Linked DNA regions of Homo sapiens: region 2 is linked to region 1. The links are chromatin contacts, found by Hi-C or POLR2A ChIA-PET in ENCODE. All regions are on one chromosome and are shown on one strand. The core of a region is the stretch at or near the end of the contact, and the rest is flanking DNA. Distances in the headings are between cores, read along the strand shown.

The links. Hi-C counts contacts between places; a loop is a spot of excess contacts on that map. ChIA-PET counts read pairs that join two places held with the same protein, here RNA polymerase II (POLR2A). Pooled maps may share reads with other maps.
Region 2: a loop to region 1 is called in a map of MCF 10A, with 2.3 times the contacts of the local background. The contact joins two enhancer-like sites. A Hi-C loop is called at or near these places in 1 of 168 maps with a recorded cell type or tissue (MCF 10A) and 3 of 50 pooled maps. POLR2A ChIA-PET finds 5 or more read pairs at or near these places in 2 of 52 experiments (AG04450 and MCF 10A).

The regions. Positions count from the first base shown.
Region 1 is chr10:24,467,017-24,472,566 of GRCh38, reverse strand. The region is part of intron 5 of KIAA1217; the gene reads right to left. Among named protein-coding and RNA genes, the nearest start is that of MIR603, 190 kb to the right of the region's middle. Within about 2 kb of position 2,411, at least 8 of the 41 ENCODE cell types and tissues checked have a DNase peak (open chromatin) inside an H3K27ac peak, as active enhancers do.
Region 2 is chr10:24,358,319-24,364,136 of GRCh38, reverse strand. All of the region lies in intron 2 of KIAA1217, which reads right to left. Among named protein-coding and RNA genes, the nearest start is that of MIR603, 86 kb to the right of the region's middle. RefSeq lists enhancers at 3,459-3,518, 3,549-3,628. Within about 2 kb of position 3,441, at least 3 of the 41 ENCODE cell types and tissues checked have a DNase peak (open chromatin) inside an H3K27ac peak, as active enhancers do.

The DNA of each region.
Region 1 (5,550 bases), core at 1,162-3,661:
TAAATGCAGGTCTAGTGTATCAATAGTGCTCACGCTGAGTCTTCTAAAACTTGTCCTGAGCACGTTTTTCTACTGTTAGCCCTGGGAAATAGTAACCATGTTTCCCATCTTTCAAAGTGGATACAATCTAGGGAGATGAGCAGGGGGAAAGGAGATGCATGGGGGAAAACCTGGAAGGGAAGTTTCATTCATTCACCAACTCTTCATTTGAGCCTATGAGAAATCAGCATGGAGAGGCTGGAAGGAAATAATTAAGCAATAAGAGTACAATGGCAGTGGACCCTTGAAGAACACAGCTTTGAACTGTGCAGGTTGACTGATACACAGATATCCTCCCTCCCCTGCCACTCCTGAGAGAGCAAGGCCAAGCCCTTCTCTTCCTCCTTCTCACCTATTCAACATGAAGTTGACGAGGATGAAGACCTTTATGATGATCCACTTCCACTTAATAGAAAGGAAACACATTTTTTTCTTCCTTATGGTTTACTTAAGAACATTTGCTTTTCTCTAGCTTACTTGATTATGTGAATACAGTATATAATATATATAACATTCAAGCTATGCGTTAATCGACCATTCAAGTCATCTGTAAGTGTTCTGGTCAACAGTAGGCTGTGAGTAGTTAAGTTTGCGGGGAGGTAAAAGTTCTACACAGATTTTTTTTTTTTTTTTTTTTTTTTGAGATGGAGTCTTGCTCTGTCTCCCAGGCTGGAGTGCAGTGGCGCAATCTCAGCTCAGTCACTGCAATCTCCACCTCCTGGGTTCAAGTGATTCTCCTACCTCAGCCTCCCAAATAGCTGGGATTACAGGCATGTGCCACCACACCCAGCTAATTTTTGCATTTTTAGTAGAGACGGGGTTTCTCCATGTTGGCCCGGCTAGTCTTGAACTCCTGACCTCAGGTGATCTGCCTGCCTCGGCCTCCCACAGTGCTGGGATTATAGGCATGAGCCACTGCACCTGGCCTCTACACTGATTTTTTTTTTTACTGTGTGTGGGGGACTTAGCATCCCTAACTCCCACCTTGTTCAATGGTCAACTGTAATTTGCAACTATGTTACTGTGTTTAGCAAGGGAGTAGAATAAAAAAAAAAATAACTCAGGATATGATGATTTCATATATTTTTGCTTTGGTCAAGGTGCAGTGGGGAAATGACCACTGAGATTCTCCAAATAACTGAGGGAAGGAGAGACAGGCTCCATCCATTCTTCAAGTTCTATTGGTGAGGTCACAGGAGCCCACAGTCCCTATCCTGACTTCCAGGAGATGTGACAGAGAAGAAGGGTATAAATGGTTGGAGGGTGGATGAGGGAGGGACCCGAGGAAAGAGGTGGGGGCTTGAATGGCAAGAACCAAGATGAGCAGCCAAGAGACCCCATGATGTGGATGATGTGGAAGACAGTAGGGATAGTAGAGGCACCAGGAGAAGGTTGAAAATGAAACAGAGCCTAATGCACAGGATACAAACTAACTGCTTCTTTATCACAAAAATTCACTGCATGTAGTAAAGAGTATTTACCAAGCACTTGGTAAGTGCCTGGGGTTATTCTAGGATACAGTTCTAAAGAAGCCCCCAAGTTCCATGGAAACTCCCAAGCGCCATGGAGAGGGCACCTTCTTTCTTAAACTTCGTAGATAAGAATGCAGGAACAACCAGTGGGACTCCCATGGCTTCCTTATCTTGCTCCTGGAAGGATCCAGCGGTGTAGAATCCCTGCCCTGCAAGTTTTACATAGACAAGTGGATTTCATAATGAAAGTGACCAATGAGAAGTGCAAATAAGGTGCTAATATGTAGCAACAAAAGGGAGCCCTTTTTGAATACATGACCTGGGCACCACGGAATTGGCCTCTTGGCTCCTATAGGGGCTATTTCTGGGCCCCCTGGAGTATGCAGGCTCCTCCCTCACAATTACAATTTTATCTCCACTTCCTCTCTACTCCCCTCCCAAAACACACACAGAGCTCCCATTATGATAGGCTAATCTGTTCTCCCTTCTCTAAACCTAACTTGTGATATCCTGATGCTGTCCTCACTCCAGGGTCTCTCTCCCCATGTGCTAGTTCTTGGGGATCCATATGAAGGTTCGAGGTCAGGCTCCAGGTGCGTCTGCTCTGCATGGCCCCTGCCCTGATGCTCCAGCCCATGAGGACCTCCCTGCTCATTGGACACCCTCATGACTCAGGTGCTCAGTGCTTTAGACCAGAAGGAACAGTCCCAAGGTCATTGCATGATAATACACCTGACTGATGCTCATTCCAGGGAGGCTGGGCAACCGCGTGACACAGGTTTTGCAGGAGAGCGACACGGATCCTCTATAAATACCTCTCTCACTCTGCCTTCACAATTCAGGGCTCAATAAAAAGCAAAGTATGGCTCAGCAGGAAGCAGCACAGGGCTTCACAGGTCATAAAATACAGGAGGGACTGGCTCAGCGAGCAGCGGATATGTGGGCAAATTCTCCACATAATCAGATTACACAATGCAATAACCAACCAAAACAAACATCGAGATAAATTCATCACATCGACTCAAATATGCCACTGTTTATAAAGCATTACACAGTGTCCAAGGCAAATCACATACAACAAATGGTAGGTACTGTTGTCATTATTGTTATTAATTCCAGAAAAATATTTAAAATATGTAGAACTGCCTGGGCACAGTGGCTCAGGCCTGTAATCCCAGCACTTTGGGAGGCCGAGGCAGGCGGATCACTTGAGGTCAGGAGTTCGAGACCAGCCTGGCCAACGTGGCAAAACCCCCTCTCTACTAATAATACAAAAATTAGCTGGGCATGGTGGCATGCACCTGTAGTCCTAGCTACTCGGGAGGCTGAGGCAGGAGAATTGCTTGAACCCGGGAGGTGGAGGTTGCAGTGAGCCGAGATAATACCACTGCACTCCAGCCTGGGTGACAAAGTGAGACTCTGTCTCAATCAATCAATCAATCAATATAATATCTAGAACCCTCTTGGTATGAACAACAGTCCTAACTAGGTCAGTCACTATTCCCTGTTCTCTTTTCCTTCCTTAGCCACCTTCAGAGTACATCTTTATCTGGGGGACTACGATCCCAATTAACCAGCAGAAGCTTTCCTCTTTTTGGCAGGAGTGTAAAAAGGGACATTAAGATTCTAGGGTCTCGGTGCAGTGGTTCACGCCTATAATCCCAACATTTTGGGAGGCTGAGGTGGGCGGATCACTTGAGGCCAGGAGTTTGAGACCAGCTTGGGCAACATGGCAAAACCCTGTCTCTATAAAAAAATACAAAAATTAGCCAGGCGCAGTGCATGCGCCTGTAATCCAGCTACTCAGGAGGCTGAGGCACACGAATTGCTTGAGCCTGGGAGGCGGAGGTTGCAGTGAGCCAAGAATACACCACAGTACTCCAACCTGGGCGACACAGCAAGACTCTCTGTCTCCAATAAAATAAAGTAAAATAAAATAAAATAAAATATTCTAGAGAGTATAGAACTGTCCAGAAGGATAAATAATATTAGTAAAAAGAAAATGTAAAATTTATTTAAATTCATAAAAAGTTGAGTACATTTCTTTGAAAACAGCAAAGGTATTTACATAGGTATTTTAAAAACATGCTTGGTGACATGCAAAAAATGGTTAGGAGATATATAAATAACCTTTAAAATGAAACATTTAAAGATCTAACTAGAATATCTCAATAGATTTACTAGTGGTATGTATAGATGAGATTAGAAAGAAATATAACAATTAACTAAAAGTAATTCTGATACATTGTATTGGGCATTCATGTGGGAAACACCAGTGATAGTCGAAATATTTTACAGCTAATATCCAGTATGGCATGGACACCAACCAACCAGAATGGGACCTCAGCCAATGAGGACGGCTGCTTGCCATGAACAGTCAGCAGCCCGGATCTGGAGCTAATCCTGTGTGTCTTCCCTGCCCTGTCCACTTCAAAATAATCTTGCCATCATCCAAAAGGGTCACCGAAAGAGTCACCATCAATCTGAGTTATCCACAGTGGCGCTGAATACAAACATTCGGTTGTGACAGAATTGGTAATCTGAGGTTGAATGTCTCTATCAACACAGGTGACTTAGATGTTGGAAGTCTTGGCAGAATTCTTATGTTGGTTTGCCAAGCTGTGACTGACTTTCTAAGACGGAGTTTTAAAAAGAACCAGGATCATGTATTTCATCCTTGGCTCTAAACAGAGCCCAAGAAGAAAAATGACACAATGATCCCAATATAGAGTGGGAAACATTTGTTTTAAAACCACAACTAGAATGAACCCTTACGATCAGACAACTTGGGAATCCTACCATAAAAGACAGGGACCAACCTAAGGCAACTCGCTCTTAGGATGTGGGGGAAGGTAAGGGGACATCACTGGAGGGATGTTTTCAAGTCTTCAATGTGATTTCCAAGGTCACACTTGCAATAAAAAGTAGAATTTAGAGACTCCAGAATCTGATAGATGGAAGCAGCATGATGGTTAAGATTGTATAATTCACAGTTTAAAACAAACCCAGCCTTTGCTGCGGGTATTCTTACTAAGGAGAGATCTTCCTAGAATCTGTCACCAACACAGATTTATTTTGTTTTGGTTTTTAACTGTTATTTGGCTAATGAGTAAAGACATGGCATTAAATACATACTGGGTTTTTCCTGCGCTGGTACTCAAAGTCAGACCTTGTGGGAGAAAATTATACTAAACTTACAAAGAAAATAAATAAGCAACACACACACACACACACACACACATACACACACACATACACATACACACATACGAGTTGCCATTCACATTAATATATCCCAGTCCCTTATTCTGCCACTGATCTCTCTGATGCTACTAATCTTATCATCTCTTTTCCCTTAGTGAGTTTAAGTAACTAGCTATGTTGTACCATTGACACTTTTTCCCCACAGAATTTCAACACTAATGTCATAATGTAAGCTTTAAACAATTTCATTTTACAGCAAGAAAGAGATGACCGACACAGAAAAATAAAGATTCTTCTAACCCCTTATCTGAATACAACACAGATAACTATTTGCCTGCACCTAAGCCCAGACACAGAAAATGTTCATTCAACTGCACTAGATATAATGGCAATGTATGAACAAGACTGTTCTACCTCATTCATCTGCTTGGCTAGGCACTGTCTTTTCTTCTTTCCATTACTGCCCAAACCTCTATTGTCTCTTCATTATTTGAGTTCTTCCAGTTCTTAGAAAGAGGGTAGTTTCTTCAAGAGCCTCATCATAATAGCAGGCTGACAGGCAGGTGTCCCTGCCCACAGACTGCACACGGATCAAAATGCTGTTTACACCATACTTCTGAAACACCAGAAAATATCTGGGGCCATTTCAAATTAAGATCTGAAGTCTGAGTTAGAAATTCTTACATGTAGCTATATATTATTTCCCAAAAGAACCATAAGTCAAATCGAATATCACTCATTCAGAAGTTTCTTGAACGTAAGATAAGAAACAACATATTAAAATTGTTTCCAGAAAAAAAAAACCTAGTATAAAAAATATTTGTTTAAAATCATC
Region 2 (5,818 bases), core at 2,192-4,691, 110 kb after region 1:
CGTGGTGGTGGGCGCCTGTAATCTCAGCTACTCAGGAGGCTGAGGCAGAAGAATGACTTGAACCTGGGAGGCGGAGGTTGCGGCGAGCCAAGACTGCGCCATTGCACCCTAGCCTGGGCGACAAGAGCAAAACACTGTCTCAAAAAAAAAAAAAAAGTGGATGAGACCAGAGTTGAGTGTTTTCAGTGAACTTCTGGATTATCTATGCTAATGATAATCAGTAGTTTATCACATATAAAGAGGTTAGATCAAGATTAAAAGAATGGGCCTGGTGCGGTGGCCCATGCCTGTAATCCTAGCATTTTGGGAGGCTAAGGTGGGCTGAGTGCTTGAGGTCAGGTGTGCAAAACCAGCTTGGGCAACACAATGAGACTCCATCTCTACAAAAAATACAAAAATTAGCTGGGCATAGTGGCACACGCCTGAAGTCTCAGCTACTTGGGAGGCTAAGGTGGGAGGACTGCTTGAGCCCAGGAGGTGGAGGGTGCAGTGAACTGAGATTGTGCCACTGCACGCTGCACTCCAGCTCGGTCAACAGAGTAAGACCCTGTTTCAAAAAAAAAAAAAAACAAAAACAAAACCCACAAAAAACTAAAGGAATGTTACTGAGAAAACAGGAAGACTCAACTACCTCAAGGAATGGCAAAAATAATAATACTGTAAAAATTAAACAGAAGAGCATTTATTATTTCAGAGACTCCTAATAAATTCATCAGCTATCATAAGAAAATGGCAAAAAGAAACTTCAGACATTGTTGTTGTACTAAATGGCACTTGAGATCTCTTTGAAAGGCTAAATGTGGCAGGAAGGGAAAGGGGTTCAGAGTTTCTTTCCTAATGCTGATGAGTCTGAGAAGAATTGCTCAAGAATAATAAATATTGGGTAACCACACAATGAGCAAATGTAGTGGAGAGAACCAGAAATGAATGACACACGTACAGTACTTCAAACGGTCTGAATGACAAGCGATATTTATTTTATTTCTTTTGCTATGTCTATTTCAGGGTTTTCTATAATAAATATAATTCTATAACAAGGCACAAAGAAAAGTATCAGTAAAGGAGGGAAAAAGTGAATTGTTGATCTCTAGGGAGTAACATCAGGAAACTCTGGAGGCTGCTAAAATTTAAGCACTCACCCAAAGTTCCACTTTTGTTCACAAATTAAAGATTTTCTTTTCTTCTTCTTCTTTTTTTTTAATTAAATTTGAGACAGTTTCACTCTGTCACCCAGGCTGGAGTGCAGTGGCATGATCTCAGCTCACTGTAACCTCTGCCTGGCTAATTTTTGTATTTTTAGTAGAGATAGGGTTTTGCCATGCTGGCCAGGCTGGTATCGAACTCCGGGCCTCAAGTGATCTGCCTACCCTGGCCTCTCAAAGTGCTGGGATTATAGGCGTGAGCCACCGCGCCCGGCCCAGAAATTAGAGACTTTCTGATGTCACTTTACATAGAGTCAAATTTTGACTCTCTGGAAGCAATTTAACCAGTTAGGAGACTAACCATGGTAAACGAAAATATATTCATAAAAAAATGTAAGATCTCATGAAAAGCTCTTTGTATTACAAATTGTCTCGGGTTTGTAATTGCACAGCAAATCACTGAGCCATCCAGCATATCTTCCAACATGAAGATCTAATCGCCAAAGCCTTAACTTAGATTGTTACTTATGTTTCTAAATCTGTGGAAGCACATTTCCTTTTCTTCTTCTTTTCTTTTACTGTTAATATCCTTATTCTCTATTTTACCAGTGGAGAATGTTTAGTATTAATTTCCATTTAGCTCAAGATTCAAGAAATGCAAAGTGCTATTTTTATCAAATTTCTGAAAGCCTACTGTCTTCTGCTTTGGAAGTCCCACAACAGCTCTTTAATTTCCTTAAGCCCCACTTTCCTCATCAGCAAGTTGGTGTGGCAATGGATCATAATAGGTTGCTGGGAGGATGAAGTGAGATCCAGGCATGTGAAACACTGTACACAATTCCTAACACAGACTAAGGATGCAAATGTTAGGAACTTGCAGATTTAAAAAAAATTGCATTCTCAAAAAGATGCTCTATTTTAACAAATGAACAAGAAGACAATTTTGCATATCTTTTTGATACAGCCATTCTATTTCTTTTTCTTTCTTTCTTTTTTTTTTTTTTTTTTTTTTGAGACAGAGTCTCGCTGTGTCGCCCAGGCTGGAGTGCAGTGGCCCGATCTTGCAGTGGCCCGAACCTGCAAGCTCCGCCTCCCTGGTTCACGCCATTCTCCTGCCTCAGCCTTCCGAGTAGCTGGGACTACAGGCGCCCGCCACCACGCCTGGCTAATTTTTTGTATTTTTAGTAGAGACGGGGTTTCACCATGTTAGCCCGGATGGTCTCGATCTCCTGACCTCGTGATCTTCCCGCCTCGGCCTCCCAAAGGGCTGGGATTACAGGCGTGAGCCATCGCCCCTGGCCCAGCCATTCTATTTCTAATAAAGAACCCAAGAAAATAATCTACAGTTATCTACAAGGAGGCCCTGCATGATATGGTATTTGCCCACACACAGTGGAACCAACAAAACCAGGCAACCACATGCAATGATGAAGTAGCTATCATGTAACAGGAGGGAAAGAAGTTCACACATATAATTAAGTGGATAAAATCATATTAGAAAACAATGGGCTGGGCACTGTGGCTCACACCTGTAAATTCAGCACTTTGGGAGGCCAAGGTGGGAAGATCGCTTGAGCCTAGGAGCTCAAGGCCAGCCTGCGCAACATGTTGCAACCTCATCTCTACAAATAATACAAAAATTCGCCAGGCATGGTGGCGTCTGCCTGCAGTACCAACTACTTGGGAGGCTGAGGTGGGAGGATTACCTGAGCCTGAGTAGGTTGAGGCTTCAGTGACCTGTGATTGCGCCACTACACTCCAGCCCGGGGTGACAGTGTTAGACCCTGTCTCAAAAAATAAAATAACATAAATAAGAAAAAAAAATGGCATGTGCTTGTGGCATGTGGTTTCTTTCCTTTGAGTCTATGTGCCTAGAAAAAAATAGGAGAAGGATATACACCAAAATATTAACACAAGTATTCTATGTGGGTCATGGGATTGTAAATAATTCTCCTACTCTTAGTCTATTATTTCTAACATTCCTAGAATATCCATGGTTACTTTTGTAATAAAATTTTTTTAAAAACTCCCGAGATGTAGCATTAAATTATTTGTGCTTGCTTTTCTGATTTGTTTCTACCTCCAAAAAAAAAAAACCACTTAGCATTGAAATAACTACTGATAAATTTGAAACAACAGGAGAAAAACAGGAGATTTGATTTGAGAGTTTTAAAAATGGGAAGAACAATAAAATCATATCTACATGCGTGGCCTCTTCATTCCTCGTCATTTGGCCATCATTCTGTTTCCTCACGTTGATTACGTTTCGAGTTGCACCACAAGGGGGTGCCCTGAACCTAGCGAGTATGATACAGTCTCCAGCATAATCAAAGGAGGCAGCTGAAATCCCAAATTCAAGAGGAAACAAGACACAGGTCAACTGATTGCTTTTGGTCCATCTTCATCCTCTCCAAATGCCCCCAAATGGCCCTGGTTCAAACTCGGGCTGAATGTAACCAGTCTGTGAAAAAACTGTAATGGGCTGACTGCTTGCATAGTTAAAGCCCACGATAGAAGGGAGAGGCTTGATTGCTGCAAGTCTAAGAGATTTCATAAAGTTACCACTGAGGAATAAAAAATTAGTAGCCTCATGACACAAAACTAAAGAATATAACAAGACCAAACGTTGGGAAATAGTCTTGAAAGTAATTCTATCTTGGCCGGGCGTGACAGGATCCCAGCACTTTGGGAGGCAAAGGTGGGTGGATCACTTGAGGTCAGGAGTTCAAGACCAGCCTGGCCAACATGGTGAAACCCCATCTCTACTAAAAGTACAAAGAATTAGCCGGGTATGGTGGCGTGTGCCTGTAATCCCAGCTACTCGGGAAGCTGAGGCACAAGAATCGCTTGAACCCGGGAGGTAGAGGTTGCAGTGATCCCAGATTGTGCCACTGTACTCCGGCCTGGGCGACAGAGTAAGAGTCTGTCTCAAAAAAAAAAAAAAAAAAAAAAAAGTAATTATATCCTAAAGATACACAGTCTGTCAGTAACTGGGGGAGCAAAGTAATTTCTGATTATTTGGGTTAAAAAAAAAGAGCTACTAAATTGAGAAATCTAATTGTAATATAATTCCTTTTCTAACTGTTTAAAATACTTAAAGATGGAATAAAATTACGTAGCCTTGTGAGACTTTATAAGTCACACTAAGAATTATAGTTGATATAACAATAATAAAATATAAAGCCTCAAAGACCTTCAAGGGTAAATAAACTAAAAAGCAGCAACATTTAACAAAAAAGAGTTCAGGGTGATATCCCAACAGCTTCTAATTCTAAGAATTTCTAATTTCCTAAGGAATCTTAGAATCTAAAGTAATCCTATAGTGAATATAGGATAGTGGTTGAAAGTATAATTTCTGGAAAGAGAAAGAACTGGGCGTAAGCTTCATTTTCAACACTTACTATCTGTGAGACTTTGGGCATATTACCTTAGGCATGTTTCATGTACACTTTCTTCATTCATGACATAGTAATAATGATGTTTATATTATACTTTGTTGTATGAAATAACTTGAGAAAAATGCTAAAGCCAATATCTGACATACAGTAATGCAGATTTATGAGCAATTTGAAATAATTAATATTCTCATCAAATGAAAGCTAAGTCAGGCATGGTGGCTCATGCCTGTAATCCCGACACTTTGGGAGGCCGAGGCGGGCAGATCACTTGAGGCCAGGAGTTGGAGACCAGCCTGGCCAACATGCTGAGACTCCGTATTTACAAAAAACACACAAAAAATTAATTGGGTTTTGTGGCACACGCCTGTAGTCCCAGCTACTTGGGAGGCTGAGGCACGAGAATCACTTGAGCTTAGGAGGTGGAGGTTGCAGTGAGCCAAGATAGCACCACTGCACTCCAGCCTGGGTGACAGAGTGAGACTCTATCTCAAAAAAACAAAAAAAAAAAAAAAAAGAAAGAAAGAAAGAAAAGAAAAGAAAAAAGAAAGAAAGAAAGTATTAGAATGAACAAACACATTGGCTAACTATAGGACGACTGTGATCTCATTCACAGATCTCAGGTACTATGTGGCCAATGGATATGTCTGAACTCCTGTGTGCTCCTGTTCTCATGGGTCAAAGTAAGGAGACTGATTTTTAAAAAAACAAAACAAGTACACTTTGTGTGTGTATGTGTATATATATGCATACAATGGAGTGCTGGCTTTCAAAGTAGTGAGTTTGAAGGGTGACAAGATTATTTCTATGACCTTGCCATTGCAATGCAAAAAATAAACAAACAAAAAACAAATTGCAAAGCAAACCTGTCATATACAGGGTGACTATTCAGCCAGTTTTCACTATGGCCAACCACTGTGTATGGCCACTGTCCTGACTGGACAACCCATGCCACAGCACAGTCATTGATCTTCAATTTTGTGTCTCAATATCCACCCTTCCTACTTTGATATAAGACTAAAATGATGCAATAGATTTATGAGAGCTTTGAAATAGTTAATATTCTCATACAAATGCAAGAGTGTATGAGAATGAACAAACACATTGGTTAACTATAGGAGGACTGGTATCACATTCACAAATCTCAGAGTTCTTTCCTAAGCCTCCACATTCCCAGTTAACAAAGAGTGAAATTGAAGTATCCCTGCCCGGTGTTCTACAAAGTGCCTGGGAAGAGTTGACCCAGGTCGTCTCTGCAAGTGTGACAGATACTCTTAGAAC